Linked DNA regions of Mus musculus: region 1 is linked to region 2. A link is a loop called in an ENCODE intact Hi-C map of the cell type or tissue named here. Cell type or tissue: heart. All regions are shown on one strand.

Region 1 (8,000 bases), 410 kb before region 2:
TGCATAGGTCAAGTCCATCTACTCTCTGTCCCTGACTCCTCCCCTGCAACACTCCTCTTGTCCATAAATAGCCCCTCTCCAGTTCCCTTCCCTTCTCTGGCCATCACTGGTCTGCTGGGGTTTCTGTAGCGAGCGAGAGCATGCTCTGTTTCGTCTTTCTGCTCCTCTACTACTGCTAGCTTCTATGATTGACAGTTTGTACACTTCTCTAGCTTATGTTGTTTCATTTTGTGGGTGTGGATTATGGGGTTCAACACCCACGAGAGCCAAGGAGGCTCAGGTGGACTACAGAGTTTCTTCAACGAGTCTTCTTTAGTGCTACTGTGTGGTAAGCCCTGTCCTTAGTTCCCAAATAGAGCTGGAATTGGAATCATCATCATGTTAGTACTCTTGTGCAATTGGAACTCTAACATGGAACTTGGAGGGGGCTCCAGAGGAGCTGAGGATACACATGTATTCTCTTGCTGCTCTAATTTGTTTTTAGTATTGGCACGAGCTTCCCTAGGGCTTAAAGAACAAACACATGTGTGAAGTAGTTGGTTCAGGCTAGCAATTGATAGCAGCTCAGTCCCTGGGAGAGAGATGAACATGGAGTTAGTCTACAAAGACCATGATGTCAGAAGAGTCAAAGAAAGTGAACCAGCGAAAGGCGAAAAATACTGAGCCGAGGGTTGTTGGGTCCCCCCCCCCCCACAAATTTAAGATTGTATCTTAACAAAACATAAATAAATAAACACCTTTGAAGTTGCTGTTGTTGTTTTTTAAGCTACAAAGATGTATAAGCTGTTAGGCCAAGTCTAAGTAAATAGAAAAGAATGGAATAGTGTGTGGTGAACCAGGATGAGAGTCCTCAGGTCTGTTAAGTGCTCAGCTTCTCTGGGGTTGCATTGTGGTGCTAGCACCATCTTGTGGTTGATTTCTGTCACTGCACTTATTTCTTGCCAGCTGGGCTTGCTTAAGACAGCACACAGCCTAGCTAGACTGTGAGGGGAGTTGGAAGCAGCACTCCAGCCCCAGTCTAAGTTCACTCATCTCCCAGGTCACAGGTGCCAGAAAGCTGTCTGCCCCTGTCTGGAAAGGCTATGTGATGTGGTTGTTAAGCCGGCTCCCAGCACAGAGCTGTGGACATCAGAGAATGGCACTTGTATGGACAGTCTCAGCAGTGAGGCTGAGTGAATGCGCCTAGACATCCAGCTGCCTGCAGACTGCTGGGTCAGTGCCTTAGGTCAGGGTTCAAAGGGTGCTGCTCCTACCTGCACCGTCTCCGCAGGCGCCGGCCCAGTGGGCTTGAGCACAGTCTGTGCACGCCCCCTATTTTTCCTTCTGAGACTAAAGTGTGAGCGAGGAGGAGGAATTTAAATTTGATTTTTTGTTTGTTTGTTTGTCAAATGGTCAGGAGCTGAGTGCTTTTGTTTACATGCTGTCTTCCTTGTCCCTGCAACATCCTGAGATAGCAGACTTGTGATCTTGTGGGACCTGTAGGAAACGGCTGAAGCATGCTCAGGTGTGGGTGGTCTCAGCTGTAATGTGTAGCAGATATCACATACCTGAACCTTCTTCAGGAACACGCATGCATTCTAACAAATACAGGAGCTGGTGTGGTTAACGCTGCATTTGAAGTGTAGGCTCACTGCATTTGAGAGACCAGAAGAAGGCAAGAAATGGCTCTCACGTGTAGCCCGCAGCTTCCCTAAGCTGCGCCCCGGCAGCTGCTTCCCTTTCCGTGGACACTGAAGACTGTTAATTGACGGGCCTCGTAAGACTCGCTGTTCTAGCAAGACTGTAGGTCAGAAGAATAACTTATATTTTTGCTTTTGTTATCAAACTTGCATCATCTAATCAAAAAGATAACTAGGCCAACTACATGGCATATATGTTAATGTTAGACCCTACATGTAGACAAATACATGTAATCTTTGTAGTGTTTTTTTTATAAGCCTTAGCTTGATATGGTTGGGGGTTCTCAAGTACAGTCCTGGTCCCACATCGTATACCAGTATATAAAATAAAAAGCCTCTCCTTATTAAGATTTATTTACGGTCATGGTAAATCTCTTAGCAACCCCAGACCTGTAGCACTGGATAGAACCATCTGAGCAAAGAAACGTCCCTTCTCCATGAACATGTCACCGTTTATAACAGTTATACTCCTTCATTCTATATAAAATGTCAGAATATCCCAAAAGATTTTAAAAAACAAGATCAACTTAGCCTTATTGCTCCAGGAGAATCATGTTTTACATTTTGGATGGCTGTTTTCTAATCTCTCCTTTCCCGTAAATAGCTTTACATAATAATGATGTCACACATCCATATTTTAAAAATATATGTTCTTAATGCTTCCATTTTAAATTTCTATAAACTCTAGATCATTTTAATGGGAGCATGTTGTCTTCTCTGTGATGTTAACTCTTGTTGAACACCTGTATATTTCTATTTATTTCCTTCACACCTTACTGTGCTGCAGTGAACGTGTCCCCGTAAGATTTATAATCTGGAGCATTCGTAGAAGACAGATTAATACAGAGTTTTCAGTTTTGCAGTTCACCACTTGGCAGTTTGTTCTGGACTCTGTTCCTTAGGCTTCTCTTGTAGGTCATTTCTGCTCTGTTCTCTGCTTCTCCTCCATGTTAGATGATGCCAAGAAATAACAACTGAAGTTGGACCAGAGCGGAGCACCTTCTGTGTGTTGCTTACTGAAGTCTCAAACCATTGTAGGAGAAAGTCTCTGTGACTGTGGGGCTTGTATTGTTGGGACTTAATGCTAACTTTCGAAGTGGGCCATAATAGATTTCCCTGATCTATAAAGCTCTTGCACAGACTCCAGGGTGGAACGCAGCTGGGATTCTTTTTCTAAAGTACTTCCGCTAGGAAGATTCCCAGTGTTGAGGCGGCTGGCAGACCTATGTGGGTCTCCCAGCTGGCTGAACTCTAACTCACTGACTGTTTCTGCTAGGCATTTGCACAAGCCTGTGACCTTTCTGGGGAAAGGCAGTGGTCTGTTTAGAAAGCTTCTGCATGTGCACACATGCTCCTCCTGCAGAATAGGCTTTGTCAGGTCCCACCAGGGCAGGGAGTTAGAAAGCGGTTATGCAAGCAGCCATCTTTGCTAGTGAGATTCTTATTTTAGGCTCTTAGCCTCGGTAGCTCTACATAGATGGGCACAGGTGGAGCGGCATGGTGGGTAGGGAGACGCCAGAGACGGTTTTCGGCTGTAACCCTGCCTTCGGTCCTGGGAAGCAAGTGTGCAGGGCGCTTCTCTGGCCTCCCCACATAGCAAGTATCACAGGGTCATGCCCTTGACCCTTCCCCTGTCATGTGTGCTTGAGTGAAATAGTATTATGATCTTGGCACTCTACGAATTGTATTGTTGGGACTTAATGCTAACTTTCGAAGTGGGCCATAATAGATTTCCCTGATCTATAAAGCTCTGACATTTTCCCAATGCGAGTAATTTTATGATGACCACCTCAGACTTGAGACTATTGATTTTAGGCCCTGTAGACTTTGGTGACCTGTGAAAACAGCTTCCATATTCACCGAAGCCATGGCGGCCAGGCCATGTATGTCCTGGAACAGATATGTGTGCACCCACATATGCATCCTGTGTCGACTTATCTATCTTTCAGTGTTGTCAGCGTCTCAGATGGCTTTTGTTGTTCAGTTAAAAAATTTCCTTATGTGACATTGCTTTTTAAAAAATTAAAATTATGATGCCACTTTATGATTAATGAGCCATTTTTTTTTACTTAGGCTTTATAACATTTTGATTTGTCTATGTAGTTGAGGTATGTATTTTCTAGATAGAATGGTAAATTGGTGTTTGTGTGTATGTATGAGGGCATGCTTATGTGTGTTCATGTGTGTGTGTGTGTGTTCATGTGTGTATGTGTGTTCATGTGTGTGTGTTCATATGTGTGTTCATGTGTGTGTTCGTGTGTGTGTTCATGTGTGTGTGTTCATGTGTGTGTGTGTGTTCATGTGTGTGTGTATGTGTGTTCACGTGTGTTCATGTGTGTGTGTGTGGCTTACTGGTTTTAGAAATTTTCTCTGTTATAATCCTTTTTATTGGCCAGCTACTTTCAAACTTTTCTGTTTACTTGTATTTGTGCTCTCACTTGAAAATAAGAAAAATGAGTAAAAATTTGCCAGACTTAACTATAAGCCTGTGACAAACTTGACTTTTTCATTGGTCACTAGATGGCACTGTTTGTTTGCAGAGTGCCATTAGAAAAAAAAAAAAGGAAAGAAAAGAAAGAAAGAAAAGGAAGGAAGGAAGCAACTATGGTAGTAACAGAAATTACTGCCTCATGAATAAAATATTTCTGATGGGATTTGCATTTCTATATTGGCTGAAGACACTGTGTTGAATGTTTTATTAACCAGCCCAGTGCAACTGTCAGCCTATTAAAGAGATCCAATGGTCCCTGTTTAGATAAATAAACTAAATAAATCCAATTCGTCAAATTGTGTTCCTGGCTGTTTATTTTCCATTCTTTTGATGTACAGTTTATTTTAAGTTAAAGCCACATTGGTTTAAAAATTAATGGGAAAATGTTACTTGGTGTTTGGAACATGAAGAAGCTAATTGCCATAGTCAAAAAGCCATCTCTGTTCTAATGTTAAACTGTTCACTCATAAATAGTAAACTTTCCCCTGGTTGCTTACACACTGTCTCGTGGTCAGAAGTCACGTGGCCCCTCAGATGGACGGCCAGAGACTGTGCGGTCAGAAGTCACGTGGCCCCTCAGATGGACGGCCAGAGACTGTGCGGTCCTCGTCTGTGTGCTGCTCAGCCTCCCTGGCATCGATGAGCACTGTGCGCGCCTTACTTGGTTTCTCCATGGCGCACTCATTTCTCAGGTATGACCCACAATTCCTTGGGCATCACAGTAGCTAATTCATTTCTAAATGAATGTCCTCTCTGAGTGCATCCAGCATCAAAGGGGGGAAGATGACAATGAGCAACGATATTTCCCGAAGAAACCAAAACCCTCAAGGTGATGACTCCATAATAAACCGGTTCCCCTCTGTTCGTTGCCCTCCTAAAGTTTATGCTCAAGGGAAATTCATGGCTGTATAATATAACACTACCGACTGAACTAGATATTTCAGACTTAGGCCCTAGGGCTACAACAATATTTGAATAAGACACGCCAGGCTTGTGCTTTGCCAAACTAAAATCAGTTGGTAACTTGAAATGATACATAACGGTTTTGACATCTCGTTTCTCTCTCCGTGAATCTTGACTTGCTTTTCATGCTATTCTTACTGTCTTTTATCCAGTTCTGTGCCGGCGAGGTTCAGAGCACAGCTTAAAGTGGGTTAGGCACTTTTGACTTTGCTCACAGCCTTTCAGGGCATTCAGCTGGTGCTGATGGGGACTGTGCCAGATCTCATCTCCAGGGGGAGGTTTTCAAGCTGTGCAATAGTAGCTGAGGATGTGCGTTCTGTCAACTATTTTAAGTTTGCTTATACAAGGCGTTAAAGTAGGGCTCGGATGGACCATGCCAGACTTTGCTATTGATTTCAACTTAGTATAAACCTGGTGGGTAGTGGACCACGTGTAAAAATAGTTTCATTTTTGTTTGTTAGTTGGCTTGAGTTTGTGTCCTTCGGAGGCTGGAAAAAAAATCATACTTAAGGGTATAAGAAATTTAAAATATGGAGTGAAATTGATTTAAGAGTTTTATTTTTTCCCTCAGGCTTGGTTTTGTTGTGAACCATCCAGTTCATAACACATTTAGCCAGTTTCTTAAAGTGACCTCTGTGGAAAGTGGAAGCGCAGATTCCCTTCCTTGATGTTTCTCTCCTCTAAGGTTTGCTTGTTGGGACTTTTACGACTGAACATCCATTGCCTCTTCACATACTCACCAGCGAACAAGTTTTGGTTTTCCTCTTCTTTAGTGTTTTTCACTCTGTGGACTCACTGTATGTTTTAAGGCAGCTGCATATTGTCTGTGAAGCGCACGCCCACACTTTTCTCCCCGGCTCGTGGTGCTCTTACTTCACCTACAAATGCATTTCAGCTGAAGGAGAGTGTGTGTGTGTGTGCGTGTGTGTGTGTGTGTGTGTGGGGGGGGGGGTCATACTCGCGGTCACATGATATTTGAACTACACATAGGAAGAGGAAAGTTTCCATCTCTCAGTTAGAAACCTACAGGTTTATAGGTGCTATTTCAGTGAAGTTTAAACTTTGCTTTCTTTTCCTTACTGAAGGAATGTGGCTCGGGGGTAGTCATTGCAAATATGGTCTGATTCAGGTATTCTATTCAGAGGCTTTATTTACACTTCAAAAATATCAGGTAAATATTGTTTCAGGTTGCTAGAAGTAGTTAATACCTTATTTTTTTCTTATATTCTAAGTGAGCTAAATTTGGTCATGGACCATGTTTTCAAGACACAAGTGGGAAATAGCGAGAAGGCACAGGGCCTGTGGTCTGGGCCCTCCAGCATGCGTGCTTTAGTTTCCTGATATGAACCTTTGAATTCTGCCCACATACAGGGGAAGGATGGAGGTCCAATAGGATCGTTAAGTATAAAAGCACTTGGAGAGCTGCATTAAGTCTTAGTCGGCAAGTTCGCTGTGTACAGACCGTAATCCTATAATTAAAGAATTTAAAGGTTAAAGTATCTCAAGGTCAGAAGATCCTTGAAAATCCTAAAAACTGTAAACCATCTTCCTCAGGGCTCCAGGGGCCGAGCTGCCAGAGCTTACACAAAGGAAGGAGGCGCTCAGTCTTCCATTGCCTTCGCAGACGTGGCCTTCGTGTTTGGGTTGCTTTTGTATGTCAGTACATTTTGTTTTGTAAAAGACATCTTAGAAATTAATCTGTGGGAACAGAAAGCAAGCTTTCTCCTTGACCTTGTGGGAGTAGAGGCAGAATTAAAGGTAGAGAAATTATGATATTATATACTTTATGCCTTTTTATCGTATGCATTTTATTACTCTTTAGAATTGTCTTTGCGCCAAGTTTTCATCTGGAGTTCAAAATACACATGCAGTGTCTTTGGCTTTCTTTCCTATTCTTTCTCTAGTTTCTAATAATTGACTTCCCTGAAACCTTCAGAAGTTAGTGTTGTAACTAGAGGCAGAAAAGGAGTCTGTAGTTTTTCCCTAAAAATTGTCATTAACATGAGCAGAGTTCATGCTAGCATGCCTAAGCCAACAACCAAATAGCCCGGTAGTTTAAAAGCTACCGAATTTCCCTCCCATCTGTTGAGAATTTGTTCTGAAACAGAAACAACATGACTTGAGCCCGGTTCCGACAGTAAAGCACATATTTCAAGGGAAAATTGGGAAGCTACGTAAGAGAACTTATAAGCTGGTAATGTTTGGCTGCTTCGTTGAATTTAGCTTTAGATGTGAAACTTCTCAACCATTTGCTGCCGTTGGTTTGGGTGTGGGCTACTGGGAGCTAAACCTAGGGCCTCACAGGTGGGAGACAAGCACTTAGCGAGGGATCGATAGCCTCAACCCCAAATTTGCATCTTTTCATATTGATTATAGCCTTAGTGATTGTAATCCTGTGGTAAGCAGAATTGAGGGGTGGTCATTAGGAGAGTGTGTGAAAATACAGAGAAGCATCCAGCCCAGCATGATGGCTGCAGACGGGCTTGAGAGAAGTGCCTTGTGGGAACTGGCGTCCAGACTGAGCCTTGAGAAGGGGTTTGAGAGATGAACATAGTCAGCTGAATGACCAGGATAAACTGCAGGACAGGTTGGAAGGTTAGCAGGGCCCACTGGGGCAATGAGAGTTTGGAGCTGGTTAAAATATTCTGGGCACAAAATACAAAGTTGGTCTCCTGCCTTTGTTGCATGTTGGGATCTGGGTATCTTTAAACATCCCTGACACCAGATGGTCTTCTGCGCACACACGTGTGACTGTATTGGTGTAGGTGTGATTTGTACATTGTTGTGATGGCTTTTTTAGGGCAGCTCCTCAAGTGATTCTCTATACTTGTGAATTTGGAACCGAGTAGCTGATGTAGGAAGCTAAG
Region 2 (8,000 bases):
CTTGATTACATACCTAGCTAAACAGCTAGATGTCGGGCTAGATGTGTAGTAATCTAAAGGCATCCAGGGGAGGCCCAGGAAGGGGACAGCTCAGTCGTTTGTGCACTGATTCAAGACTGGGCTGCATTTCATGCTTCGTGTTTTTACTTGGTGTCTTGAAATATTCCCCTTTCTGTCTCTGCTCTCCCTCTTAGATACTGCGCTGTCTTATTTATTTATGAAGTCTGAAGGTTAGTCCTACCTGCTGAGACTAATTAGCCCTCTGCTTTGTGTCCCATGCAAGCCGTCCGATGAAATGTACACATTTGTTTTGCTTTTTTTTTTTTTTCCAGGCTCTTTCTCTCTCCCTCCACTTCTGGTTTTCTGATGAATATGAAAGTTGGGAGGTGGGACTGTGATTCTCACCCGCCTCGCCCACCCCATCCTTATTTTGTCTGCATCTTTCCCTTTAGTGTGCAAATGTGCTTGGGATTTTTTTTTTTCCCAGTGCAGGGGAATTCGTTAGCCTTGTGAATCTCAGGATCGTTGTTTTCCGTTGTCTTCTTTCTGAGGCCTTAGCCTGTAGAACAGTTTTGTTGAAACCCCAAATTCTCTAAATATTACACAGTAAATTGGTTACTTTTGGAAATCTACAACAGATGAGCTTATTAAAGGGGAGGGTGGGTTAATTTAATACGTGGTGGACCTCAGGATAACATCACACCTAATGGCAGTTGCCAGTCCCCACTGACTCATTCTTTCTGATTTCTTTTTTCTTTGCTTCCTCTTGCCCGTTGGACGTCCCAGTCCACTTCTCATTGGTTATCTGCAAGGGAAAGGCTCTTCTGAGTCTACCAGACAGAAACACGGTTTGGGGATCCACCTTTCTCCTTTAACATAATTTTCTCCACCACCTCATAGCAAATCGGTTTGCCCTCACTGGAGCCTAATAACCAACAAACACCCATCTCAACTCCCAGGCTGCCCACCTCTTCCCAAGGGCTTCTGGGCCAGCTTTGGTGACTTTCTCCTGTCAGGGCCCTCAGCATCTAGAGCCTTAGGGCATTTCATCTCAGTCCCCTTTGGAGAAAAACTCCAGCTCTACTCATCCCCAGGGCTTGGTGAACTTTCACTTTTATTTTTCCCTGCAGCTGTTAACGCCCAAACATTTCACCTCCAAAGGACTTGGATCCTACATCACTTCCTACTTCCAACGTCAGTTAAAAAAATAAAAAAAAAACCTTTACATTTTCCTTAAGGATATTTTTAATACCCCAGACAATTTGTTTTCTTGGATAAAACGCCTTCTTGGCATATTTAACCTAGTGGGACTTTACATTGAATGACATGATTCACTGTCATTAAACAAGCCAAGGGAGGGGAGCCTTACCCTCCCTGTAGATGGCCCAGCCTCTCTGCTTCCCCTGGTTCTCTCAGAGCAAGAGAGGTAAGCCTTCTTTTGGACCAGTCGTGTCTTTTCCCGCCCCAGTGCGGCCGACTTCATCGGGGACTTAACCACTGAGCACCCCGTCCTTGTGTCCCATAGTCCTCCCCTCCTGGACCCCATCTTCAGGACTTCTTGGCTAACACTTTTTCTGGGCCTCTCCCCATCCCCGCCCCCCAAGTGGGCTTTCCTTCCGCCTTCCCCGGCTCAGATTCCGGACTGGGTTGCCACCCCCTTCCCCTCCTCTCCCGGTCCGCATTGTCTTTCGGAACCCGCCCCCTCCAGGAGCGAGGCCCGCACCGTCCGGGCGCCCGGCTCGCACGCTGAGCACAGGCCGCACCCCGCGCGCCTCCCGCGGCCCCGGCCCGCCCCGCTCCCTCTCCCGGCGCCCAAAGGATCATTGTTGGCCGCCCCCGCCCCGCCCACCCCGGCTGTTTATTTATGCACACGTCACCGGGGAGGCCCCGCCCCCTGGCATCTCATTAAGGCGAGTGTGTTCCTCTCGCCCTGTCAATAATCTCCGCTCCCAGACTACTCCGTTCCTCCGGATTTCGATCCCCCTTTTTCTATCTGTCAATCAGCGCCGCCTTTGAACTGAAAAGCTCAGTCTAACTTCAACTCACTCAAATCCGAGCGGCACGAGATCCTTCGGTGTCTTCGGCTTCCCCCCCCTTTGCTCTTATATCTGACTTCTTCTTGTTGTTGTTGTTGTTTTTTTTACCCCCTTTTTTATTTATTATTATTTTTTTTTTTTGCACATTGATCGGATCCTTGGGAACGAGAGAAAAAAAGAAACCCAAACTCACGCGTGCAGAAGATCTCCCCCCTTCCCCTCCCCTCCTCCCTCTTTTCCCCTCCCCAGGAGAGAAAGACCCCAAAGCAGGAAAAAAAAAAGTTAACCTTGGACTCGTCTTTTTCTTGCAGTATTTTTTTGGGGGGGACTCGCAAAACTTTTTTTTTTTTTTTTTTTTTTTTTTTGCTTTTTTTCCTCCTTCATTTTTCTTCCAAAATTGCTGCTGCTGGTGGGTGAAAAATGCCGCAGCTGAACGGCGGTGGAGGAGATGACCTAGGCGCTAACGACGAGCTGATCTCCTTCAAAGACGAAGGCGAGCAGGAGGAGAAGAACTCGGAAAACTCCTCGGCGGAAAGGGATTTAGCCGATGTCAAGTCCTCGCTGGTCAATGAATCAGAGACGAATCAAAACAGCTCCTCCGATTCCGAGGTAGGAAGAGCCCCTCGGGCTGGCGGGTGGCTCCAGCCGGTTCCAGGGCCGGGAGAGCGGGGCTGGAAGGCGAGCGAGGCGAGGCGGGTCGGGCTTGCGGGCGGCGCGGACGGTGGCCCGGGCTGCTGGCTGCGAAAACTTGTAACCGTGTTTTTCTGCACCCCTTTCTCCGCCGACCCTCCCTTCCCGCACCCCCTCGGCGCGGCTATCGCCCCTCGCCCTCCCCACCTCGCCCCTCCGGGAAGGCGGAAAGACGGCCTCCGCCTCGCTCCGAAAGTTTCCGAGATAAATCCCGGGAAAGTTTGGAAGAAGGTGAGTGCGCCCCGCGCGCCCCCAAAACCGCGCGGTTGCGTTCCCCCTCCCCGGGGTCGGCCTGGCGGGTGCCCTCGCCCCACTCCCCACCCACCCTACCCGAGTTCCCGCGCCGGCCGGGCCCCGGGGACGCGCGCGGGCCCTCGGGGGGACACTTGCTAAAAAGTTTCTCCCGCTCTCTCCCGCGCCGCGCGGCCGCCGCCGTCCCCTCCGCCGCCCCGCCATGTTAGCGGCCAAGAGGCAAGATGGAGGGCTCTTTAAGGGGCCACCGTATCCCGGCTACCCCTTCATCATGATCCCCGACCTGACGAGCCCCTACCTCCCCAACGGATCGCTCTCGCCCACCGCCCGAACCGTAAGTGCCACCGCGCTCCCCGCCCTGCCCGCCTGCCGGCCCCGCATGCCCTGCCCCTCCCCCGCCCCGCCCCTCCCCCCTCCCCTCCCCCCCTCGCGGCCCGAACTCTCCAAACTTTTTCTCTGCCTTTTGTGGACTGGGTTTGTTTGCGCTTCGCCATGTTCTGGCTTTTCTTGTGCTTGCCTCACGATTCGGGGAGCCTTTTTTTTTTTTTCCTCAGGCAGGGCTCTGTTGGGGTGCCAATCTGAACTTTTAATTTTTCTTTCTCTTTTCTTTTTTCATTTTTTTTTTTTTTGAGCTCTGATTTCCCCCTCCCCCCTCTTGCTGGTGGTGTTTGTTTCTTGTCCCTGGGAAGAGGACTGTGTGGCTCTTTCTTCTCCCTCTCTTCCTTCCCTCTTCTGTGCGTCTTGGGCTTTCCCCAGGTTAACCCCTTAGCTGCTGGCTGGGAGGCCCGGCTGGGCCGCGCGGGTTCCCGGTGCCTTTGGCTCCAGGAGCCACCGTGCTGAGCGAGCAGTCTCGGCCCTACGGAAGCGCCCGGCTCTGGCCCCAGCCAGTCATTTTAGCTTTCTAGTGGCGATCGCAGGCTCAAGGGCCTCTTGGCCCCTTCTTCCAAGGGAAGGTCACACTTGCCAGGCTTGGTCCCTTCGCAGGCCCGGGGGCCCTGGGCGTGCTTTTTCTCTGCAGACCCGGCAGGGCTTGGGTGCCCCACGCTGCTAGCTGCGAGCCGTGCGTGGTGGGGAGGCCTGTGTGGCCGGGCTTCTGGATTTGTGTGTAGTCGGGATGGCCTTTTGAGTGGACTTTTGTGTCAAGGGAAATTCGGTGCTTTCGGATGGGGTGCGGAGGCCTTCTTTATCCTGACCAGCTCACTGTGGGCCCCTGGGGCGGGGACAGAGGCTAGGGTGAGCGCTTTCAAGGAGGTGTAGGAGGTTTGGGGATGCCTCCCTTTCTGGGGATCGGCCACCCAACTTTGGGGAGTCCAGGGCAGCGGGGGGTGCCAGGCTCTCCGGGGCGCTCCCTGCGGCGCACCTCCGGCACTCACTGCAGACATTCGTTCCTGCTCGTCCCCTCCCCCGGGGCCTCTGCCCTCTTCCCTCACACTGTCCCCCTGCCTCCTCCCTTTCCCCTCTAAAAAGCCTGGATTGCGAAGCTCTAGACACACAAGGCGCGTTAGTACCCGGCTTCCCGGGGTTGTCACTTTGCACCTCTGGCCGCGGTCCCTACCTCGTGTTTACACACACTAGTTTTGTTTTTCTTTTTTTGCTTATTCAAGGTGGCTGTCTGAAATAATATGCTCACTATTGAGCAGTGCTGGGCTTGGATCAGTCAGACCTACAAGTGTTTTTAAGCATTAAAATATTAACTATCAGGTTTGACTTGTTTCCCCCCGCCCCCCAGGCTCTGGTAGAATGGCTAAAGCACGCTAGACTGGTATTTTTTTTTTTTAATGCCTAGGAAAGAAACAATCACACCCCCTCCCCAGCGCCCGTGTCTTCCGTGTCTTCCGTGGAAGCCGGGACAGAGGTACAGTCCGACCTCCTCCAGTAGGGCCCGCGCTTTCCGGAGGCTGCTAGCAGCCTCCGAAGCAGCGCCTGGTGTTTTTCTTGGTAGCTGGTGGGTCCGTGTTAGCAAACTGGACCCAGCAACATACCAAAGTAATCCTGGGGGTTCCCTCTTCCCCTCTGCCCCTTCCTTCTAGAACGCAGACCTCCTTCGTTTTATTTTAAAATCCACTTAGTCACCCGAAAGACCAACTGAATATTGAGCTTTGATGGCAGGCTTGTTGGCTTTCTTGACCCTTTTCAAACTGCATGTCTGTGACCGCTGGCGATCTTGCCACACCACAACTCCAAACTCACACAGTTATGTTGTGCTGTAATTAGGAAACAGGGAAATTGTTAAAGTCAAATAAATGATTTCCCGGTGAGACAAGGAAGGTTCCCAACCTAAGGCCCCCCCTTTGTGGGCTTTGTAGAAAGAGACAGCGTCTAGTTATTTTAATTGTGGACTTAGCGGGTGGCCCTGTGCTGTGACATCAGATTGACTCTGAGAATGCATTTCTGAAACCCAGTAGGCTGTTATGTTAGTATTTGCGTGTCAAACATCAGCAGACATATTTGTGCACGCTGCCTCGTCTTACTCTTTTCTTTCCCTTACCTGGTTAAGCAGTATGTGCTCCGAAATTGAGGTTATTTATTTAGGCTGCTGAGGGAAGCCTTGGCAAGGAGCTGAGAGGCGGGTGTATGTCCCTCTAGACGCCTTTGGACACTAGGGCCAGCTTGCAATTCCAGATTCCTTACAGCCCGGGGTGGAACCTACAGGCAAACCAGCGGTCCCAGGTCTGAAATTCTCAGGGCTTCATAGGGTCTGGTTTTGACTGTGAGTTGTAAAGACAAATTAGGAGTAAGCTCATTCGTTCTCTTCCGTTCCTGCTGGCTGGGGTGCTTTTTGCTGTTTTCTGTTACTTATGAACAGGACCGGCTAAGACTTTCTGAAATCCTGGTATCTGCTTTTCTGCTTAAGAATGTAAAGAATTAAGAATTATCATGAAATTGGCTTTTGATGAATCATCTCTAGAACAATCTTTTAATTGCTGAAGAAGTTGTAAAAGCTTGATAGTAATGATTTTTACTTTAGAAGGACATAGATTTCCTCAGAACATTAATTTATAATCTTTGATACATTAATAGAAATGGCTTATGAAGAGGATACATTCAGATAGAAAAATACATTAAGGAGAAGAAGTCTAGTTGAGCAGATGGGAAGGGTTGGAAGTGCCAATATTAGGGCTTTGCTCATGTTTGTGTTCCAGAGAATACGGTAACAGTACTGAAGTTGACAGAAGGGGTAGTTTTACTTTTATTCCCACCCCCCCAACCCCCAGCATGCAAGAAGACACAGGGCTGCAGTGGTAGGCACTGCGATGTGATAGATGTGATACGTGTGAGAGAGTTCGTTTTTAAGGGTGCTCTCTACAGCTTCATCCACCCCCATGGTTGCTTGCTTTCCGATGGAGCTGCTTGCTACCTAGGTTGAGCAGATAAGTGAGCAGCATCTTGAATTCATTTCTGAACTTGGAATGGAGCAGGAAACCAAGAGGGAGCCTATTCATCGAGGAGGTTTTATTTAGCCCGGCAACTTCTTTTTTCTGGCTTGCCCAGAAAAAAAAAAAATGGATGTTTTCACCTCACTCAAACAACATAATCCTTCCTGACACAAAAGATTGAGAGCCTGGTGCGTGAAGGGTTAATGTTGGGCCTTCCCTGTTGTCTTCCCACCCCCCACCTTCACCCCTGATTGTTTTGACAACACTTCAAAGTGTGACATTCCAAGCCCCTCTATAACAATGTAATATTACAGTAATTACACAGGTCATTACATTTTAAATAGAGAACAATAAAATGCTTATCGCCTTGAAGAAGAACAGGTGCTCCCAGCCTTCGTTAGTATTTATGCTAATTGTTTTCCTCTCCTTCAGAAATATTTATGGCAGACATGTTTAGATTTTAATCTCTGCAGCAAGTCTTCTGTGCTAATCTTCATAAGTTAGGGTTTAATGTCTGGGCTCAGCCTTCAGCCAGTAAGTCATATTTTAATGATTATAAATTTAATATACTAGTGCTTTGCCGTTTGTGGATGTTATGGCTTCCTGAGGCCCTAAGAAACAAATGTAGCATTTGGGATTCTAAAAGACTCATCTAGGAGAATCGGTCTTGGGGGGACTTAGCTCCTGCTTTGGGGATGCCAGCTTTGACAGCTGTGTTCTACCTTAGATGTCTAAAAGGTTTTGAGGACAACCATGTTGGTTCTTGTTTTCCACCCCAGTTTTCCTTTTTCTGGGAGGGATTGCCTTTGGAATTGCTGCTGGCCGTTGGCTACCTTTCTGTTCCTTAGCAAGCTATGGAAAAGTGACAGGAAGGTTTCCCGGACTAACCCCAAGAATTCTGCTCTCTGTTAGTGGCAAAGGAGAGCTGCAATTCTACATGACATTTAAAAGGGGGGTGGGGGGTACTTTAGAGGAAGTGCTTAGGGAACTGACATTCAATACTCACACCAGCGACTGTGCTTTTCAACATTAGGGTAGAAGTCTTTTCAAGCTCTGAGCACCTTCCCACGTCCCACAAGGTGCTCAGGTACACATAGAAAGTGCTCAGGCCTCCCTCACACCGCACAGTGGGCAGAGGGGAGGGCTTCCGAAGAAGATCTTGTCGGATGTTACTCAACAGGGACTCCCGAACCACACTCAAGTGCACTGCAGAGAAAGGACAGCTGCAAATTTTTGTGTGGATGCGTGTTTAGGACCGTGACTAAAAACTCCCGAGGACCTTTCCCCCAGCTGTCTGGAAGTTATGTGGAAGTTGGTTTATTGGCAGTTAAGTATGGGACAACCTGAATTGAGCAGATGCTTTCTCCTGTACAGGAAGTAGATGACATTGTATTGGGGGCAGGGAGGAGACCAGACAGGGGGTGATTTACTCCCTTAAAAAAATAATCTCAGACTTGCCAAGTAAGTAAGCTTTCAAGGAGGTGGGTGTTAGCCTTTTAGTCTTGGTGGGAGGAGAATTTGGTGATATTTTTGACCACATTTATAACGTTGCCGACACATTTCGACACTTTGAAAAGGAGGACTGACCAAGAGTCTCCACGGTTTTGTTTTGGAGTGTGTGTGTGTCTAAGTTTAGTCAGGAAGT

Evidence for each region. Peaks named below come from ENCODE experiments on the same cell type or tissue, not always from the same donor. Only the 100,000 strongest peaks of a DNase experiment are listed, where the experiment ranks them.
Region 1: a loop joins it to region 2, with 2.2 times the contacts of the local background. A loop is called at or near these places in 3 of 42 quality-filtered maps.

The regions. Positions count from the first base shown.
Region 1 is chr19:55,331,897-55,339,896 of GRCm38, forward strand. All of the region lies in intron 3 of Vti1a (vesicle transport through interaction with t-SNAREs 1A), which reads left to right. Among named protein-coding and RNA genes, the nearest start is that of Vti1a, 20 kb to the left of the region's middle. In heart, a CTCF peak has its summit at 4,199 (motif pointing right); no DNase peak of the experiment used is centred here; H3K27ac peaks cover 640 bases.
Region 2 is chr19:55,739,886-55,747,885 of GRCm38, forward strand. It overlaps Tcf7l2 (transcription factor 7 like 2, T cell specific, HMG box), which reads left to right and starts at 1,925. Exons shown (of 15, transcript NM_001331146.1): 1 at 1,925-2,645; 2 at 2,891-2,957; 3 at 3,188-3,312. The coding sequence starts at 2,457. Gm31734 (predicted gene, 31734) reads right to left here and starts at 3,318. Exons shown (of 3, transcript NR_168128.1): 1 at 3,277-3,318; 2 at 2,324-2,707; 3 at 1-805. In heart, a CTCF peak has its summit at 4,864; DNase peaks (open chromatin) are centred at 1,756, 2,686, 3,226, 3,896 and 4 weaker places; H3K4me3 peaks cover 5,882 bases; H3K27ac peaks cover 5,833 bases.